2 separate regions of the Homo sapiens genome follow, and region 1 is linked to region 2. A link is a loop called in an ENCODE intact Hi-C map of the cell type or tissue named here. Cell type or tissue: mammary epithelial cell. All regions are shown on one strand. Links, peaks and the distances in the headings refer to the core of each region. The heading gives the core; the rest is flanking DNA.

The links. Peaks named below come from ENCODE experiments on the same cell type or tissue, not always from the same donor. Only the 100,000 strongest peaks of a DNase experiment are listed, where the experiment ranks them.
Region 1: a loop joins it to region 2, with 5 times the contacts of the local background. A loop is called at or near these places in 2 of 110 quality-filtered maps.

What each region holds. Positions count from the first base shown.
Region 1 is chr10:121,661,579-121,664,488 of GRCh38, reverse strand. No RefSeq gene overlaps it. Among named protein-coding and RNA genes, the nearest start is that of FGFR2, 65 kb to the right of the region's middle. In mammary epithelial cell, for the core only: a CTCF peak has its summit at 1,363 (motif pointing right); no DNase peak of the experiment used is centred there.
Region 2 is chr10:120,941,220-120,944,129 of GRCh38, reverse strand. The region is part of intron 2 of LOC105378519 (a long non-coding RNA gene); the gene reads left to right. Among named protein-coding and RNA genes, the nearest start is that of WDR11, 91 kb to the right of the region's middle. RefSeq lists enhancers at 1,006-1,075, 980-1,274. In mammary epithelial cell, for the core only: a CTCF peak has its summit at 1,125 (motif pointing left); a DNase peak (open chromatin) is centred at 1,089.

The DNA of each region.
Region 1 (2,910 bases), core at 318-2,817, 720 kb before region 2:
GTCCTAACACCCAGTATTTCAAAATGTGGCTATATTTGGAGATAGAGCCTTTTTTTTTTTTTTTTTTTTTTTTGAGACAGAGTCTCTTTCCATTTTGCAGGCTGGAGTACAGTGGCATGATCTTGGCTTACTGCAACATCTGTCTCCCGGGTTCAGGCAATTCTCTTGCCTCAGCCTCCTGAGTAGCTGGGATTACAGGTGCCTACCACCATGCCCAGCTAATTTTTATATTTTTAGTAGAGATGGGGTTTTGCCATGTTGGCCAGGCTAGTCTCAAACTCCTGACCTCAAGGGATCGGCCCGCCTTGGCCTCCCAAAGTGCTGGGATTACAGACGTGAGCCACCGCACCTGGCCCTGAAGAGGTAATTAAGATAAAATGAGACCATGACAGTGGGCCCCAATCTAATATGACTGGTGTCCTTATGAGAAGTGGAAATTTGGACACAAAAAGAGACACCAGGGAGGCACATGCACAAAGAAGAGGCTGGGTGAGGACACAGTGAGGAAGCAGCCATCTGGAAGCCAAGGAGAAAGGCTCAGGAGAAATCAAATGGGCTGACACCTTGATCTTGGACTTCCCAGCCTCTGGAACTGGGAGAAACACATTTCTACTGTTTAACACTCAGCCTGTGGAACTTTGTCATGGCAGCCCAAGGAAGCGAATACAAGTGCATTCAGTGGAGAGGAGCCTGGGTGCCAGGGATTTCAGGTTATTTCATAGGAGACACAGGTGACATCTTTTTTCCATACTAGACAGGTTATGACAAAAAATGATGACTCATGGGAGATAGAATCACTGACTTCCAGTAAGTGAAGGGCTGTCATGGGAGGGGAAGGGGTCTTCTCCCTTACAGCTCAAGGGGCAGAACCAGGGCTAGTGTATTGACTCTTCAGGGAGATGTGAGCTGAGAAGTGAGGTTCCCATCACTGAAGGCACTCAAACACAGCTAATCACCTGGCAGAAATGCAGAGTTGTGTAGAGGTGGCAGAGTTCAGTAGCCTGGATCCCATCCAGCTCTAACACCTGGAGCTCTCTGCAGTGCTGAGAAAGCCCACTGGAGACAGATGTGGTTGGCCTCAGATGTCAGGCTAAGAAACTGCAGAGAGCCACTGGAGGTTTCTGAGCAGGGGAGCACCAAGATCGGGGCATGACTTAGGAGAGTCACCTGGAAGCAGTGAGCAGCATGGATTGCAGGGGTGAGAAGGAAGAGAATGGTGGCGGGGCAATAGCCTAGTGGACATAATAAGACCCTTAAAGGTTTATATGGTGGGAATGGCACGAAGAGGTTAAACGCAGGAGCTGTTTCTGGGGTGATGGACAAGATCTGGCAACTTTGGAACAGAGGAGGGCGCCAGCGAGCAGCTTCCCACACAAGAGGATGTGGCACCACTAACTCAGCTACTCCCTACGCTCCACGCATCACTCAACGCTCCAATCCCACCTTCCCACTGAGGCCTAACCTAATGGGTTAGCAGGCTCCTCGAAGAGGCAGATGCCTCAATGGGCTTAGCTGGTCAAGAGATTTCTTAGGAGCCACTCCAGTGAAAGAAAACCAGGCGAGAGCAAGGAGAGGCTGGGAGAGTCTGACGCCGGCAAAGGAGAGATGGCAGGGAGGTTAGGTGGGAGTATCTTAATCTGCAGGTGACTCTTAAGAAAGTTCAGCATGGCTGTCGGGGCACCTTGAGCCAAAGTAGCCCCGTGTCTCCCAGGAACGGGCCTCACATCCCTGCAGTGCTGTCAGCAGCCTGTGGAAGGCCTGTCCTGAAAGCAAGCGCATCTCAGAGCCCAGCAGCGGATGCTTGGCCGGTTACTCAGTTCTGAGATGTACATTTTCAGAGTGTGATGCCTGCCTACTCTGTTTAATGCTGTCACCTGCCCTGCCCTCCGTCCCTGTACCCGGGCCCCCGATGCTGCTCACCCCGGCCCTACTTTGTTCCCCCATTGCATTGTTCATATTCAAACATGATATCTAACATACTTATTGATTATGTGTATTATTCATTTTCCATCTCCCTGACCTCCACCTCCAGCTAGAATGCAAGCTCTATTAGGGCAAGGGTGTGTATTGATTTCATTCACTGATGTATCCCAAAAGCCCATGGCACTGCTTGACACATAGTAGGTGCTCAATAAATACTTGTTAAATAATTAAACTGAATTAACAGAGCTGGGGAATCGGGAAGAGGAACTAGTTTAGGAGGAAGTGTTATGAGGCCAAAGAGAAAAGTTCTGTGACCTTCCAGAAGGCATGGTTTGTAAAGTGCGGTCTCTACCCCAATTCCTCTGCTGAGCCTGGTTTCCCAGGACCAAGATACAGCCCATGTGGGTGGCCCTGGCTCCCATAGATTGAGGTCGCCCTTGCCTTACGCAGAAAGACCTGAACTAATGTACCTTTCATTGTAAAGGCCAATGGAGGTTGGGAGTTTTAATGTTACTGTTAGCAGGAGAGGAGTCATTTCTCAATGCAGTCAGATCAACAAAGGTTGCATTTTGTACCTGAAAAAAACTTTTCCCTCAAAAATAAGTTTTACCCGGAAGAGCTGGTGAAGATGAGCACTTGTGCTCCTGACAAACAGCACGACTCTTTGACTGGCACGAAAGATGGTGCCATTCACAGGATGGGAGCTGGAGGCCTCCTCTCCCCGCCTGCGAGGCTGCTCGCCGCGTGGGCACAGCGGATGTGGCCCTCCACGCTCCCTCCAGAGTCCCAGAACCCCTTCCTGCTATTGCTTCCATGGGTGTTGTTGCTGACCTGTGGCCAGGCCCCCCGGGGCCGAGTGTGGATTCCGATGCTCCTCCAGGTCACTTTGTCAGTGTTGCCCCTGGCACTGTGCTCCCTGGCTGCCCAAACAGTTGGAAGAGACGCTTTGAGGGCTGCTTCCAGACTTGGCTCTCTCCATGGAAATTC
Region 2 (2,910 bases), core at 126-2,625:
CCGCCTCGGCCTCCCAAAGTGCTAGGATTACAGGCATGAGCCACTATGCCCGGCCCCGGATTGATAACTTTTTAATAATTGACACATGGTATGGGAACTTCGCTTTTATTCTCATCTTGGGCCCCCAGAATGTTAGGATGATTGGAGAGAGTTGCAGGGAAGGTACCAGAACCAAGGAATTTTCCCCGTGGATGAGAAGTATGATTCCAAGAACGGAGACTGTGAATTCCCAGTGTTGCCTGCCACCTATCTCTTCATCTTCACCACCCAGGCTTAACCTCCAGGCCAGAGATTGTCCAGGTCTGGTTGGGCAAACCACCCTCAGCGTCTGTTTAGCACGTGGATTCCAGGACCGCACCCAAACCTGATGAATGGGGTCCCTGGAGGTGGGGCTTGGGAGGCAGAATTTTCTGCCCCCTCCTGGTGACTTAGAGGCACCAGGAAATGTGAAATCCACGGTGGGGGAGAGGTGTGGGCCCTTCATTCTGATGGATCCACACTTGGAAACGAGGAGGGGGTTCTGAGCTTGAAGACCAGCTGGAGAGGTGCAGTCTGGGATTTATCTGCTGTCTCTGAATAGATGTTTGGGGACTCCAGGGTCACACATTTAAACGGAACTCCCTTTTCCAGCTCCATGTAGAGGGGGCTCTAAATGCAAGGGGCCCTACTTGGGAAACCTCTCATGTCCTTCCCACATCCATGAGTCCCTGGGGTTCCTCCTGCCCCCCAGCACCATGGAAGAAAGCTACCCTCATGTCCACTCGCCAATTCTCGTCTAGGAGGGAATGTAAAACTCAGCTTGGGACGGAGCGGAAAGGCCCATGCGTGTTCCTGAACTTACCACCAGCAGGAGGCCGCGGGCTTTTCCTCCCCTCTCTGGGCTGCAGTTTTCCTGGATGTAGAGGGGCTTTCAAGATGATACAAGTATCCAACTTTTAAGAAATACATTTCAGTGTAAGGCATCACTTCACTTTTCTTAGTCATTGGAGAGCAAAGGGATGAGGAAATGTCTTTCTTCTTTGGCTAATGGTTTCGGAGTGCTGAGCGACAGTTGAGAGAACTCATTTCAGCAGTGGGAGAAGCCGCCTGCCGGGACGCCATTTCCTGATCTCTGCTGCCCTCTGCTGCCCGGTGCCGGCTGAGACATGCCGATGCGACGCACAGGCCACAGCATCACAGAGCCGCGTCCTAAGACGCTGTTTACCAACAAGGAATCCGAGGCTCAGAATGGGCAGTGACTTCCTCCAGGCCACACAGCAGGTCACCAGAGCTCCTGCCTCCCTAGCAAGTCGGGGCAGAGTCCTCTGGCTCACGGAGTCTCCAAGCGTGGTCGCCAGACCAGCAGCATCAACCTCACCTGAGAATTTGTCTTTTGGGGTCCCACCTCAGACCTCCCGAATAATAAACTATGTGGGTGAGGAGCGCTCAGCATCCTAGTAAACTCTCCAAGTAACCTGAGAACCTTTGCTATCTCTTTGGAAATAGAAATCCAGAAGAGAAACAGACTTTCTTATCATATTGTCCATCTTTAAAACTGAAATAAGACATGGAAAAATGCAGGAGTCTGACTATTCGTTTTCATTTTCATGTTTAAAAAGGTCAGTGCTGTGTGAACATTCAGATGTCCACAGCTCACAGGTATCTTTTTTTTTTCTTTTTTCTTTTATTTATTTATTTATTTATTTATTTGAGATGGAGTCTCGCTCTGTCGCCCAGGCTGGAGTGCAGTGGCGCAATCTCGACTCACCGCAAGCTCTGCCTCCCGGGTTCACGCCATTCTCCTGCCTCAGCCTCCCGAGTAGCTGGGGCTACAGGCGCCGCCACCATGCCCGGCTAATTTTTTTGTATTTTTGGTAGAGACAGGGTTTCACCATGTTAGCCAGGATGGTCTCGATCTCCTGACCTCGTGATCCGCCCTCCTCGGCTTGCCAAAGTGCTGGGATTACAGGCGTGAGCCACCGCGCCCTGCCGCTCACAGGTATCTTAATCGGAACTTTGCAGCGGAGACTTCTCAGGAACAAATACTTAGAAAGTCTCCGTGGTCAGGTGATGTCTATGGAACTCCAGTGAGTGGTAACATGCCTCTGCTCTCGAGTAGGATTTCTGCATTTCGGGGACGCACATCTGATGGCAGACACAATCAAGGGCAGGGATTTCAACTTCGGAGACAATCCTGTTTTGCATTCATTCATTCATTTGTTCATTTAGCAACTGTTGATCGAGCATTAACTATGAATTATAAAGACTACGCTAGCAATTAGGGTAGATGATCCCTTGTTGAAATTACAGCCCGGGGAAGACAGCAGGCCAGAAATTGCACATAAAATGGATTAGCTCAAATTAATTAGTCACAATCATTAATGAGTGAAGGCTATGAAGAAGACATTCTGGGTGCTCCCATAGGCAGGAGGGCGCAGGGAGACGGAGGATTATGAAATGGTGATGACTCATCTTATGAAGGAGGCAGTCCCAGGTGCTATGGGACAGAGAAGGATGCCTCAAGCTTCACCTTCTCAGGTGTGTGGTGCAGATGGAGCTTAGAGGAAACACTTCACAGAGGCTGGGGATTTGTGGGCAGAGTCTTTTTACAATGAGAATTAAGCAAAATTTTTATTTTTTATTGCGGAATAATTGCTATTGTTACCATTTTTGAAAAATTGATTCAGTCTGGGCACTGTGACTCATACCTGTAATCCCAACACTTTGAGAGCTGAGGCGGGAGAATTGCTTGAGGCCAGGAGTTTGAGACTGGCCCGGGCAATATTGCAAGACCTCTGTCTCTACAAATAAATAAATACAATAAAAATAAAAATGTATTTAAAATCTGGAAAATATAGATAATACAGAGAAGGTGAACATTTGAAACCATCTATAATCCCACCATGTATACTTAACCACTGACAAGAGTTT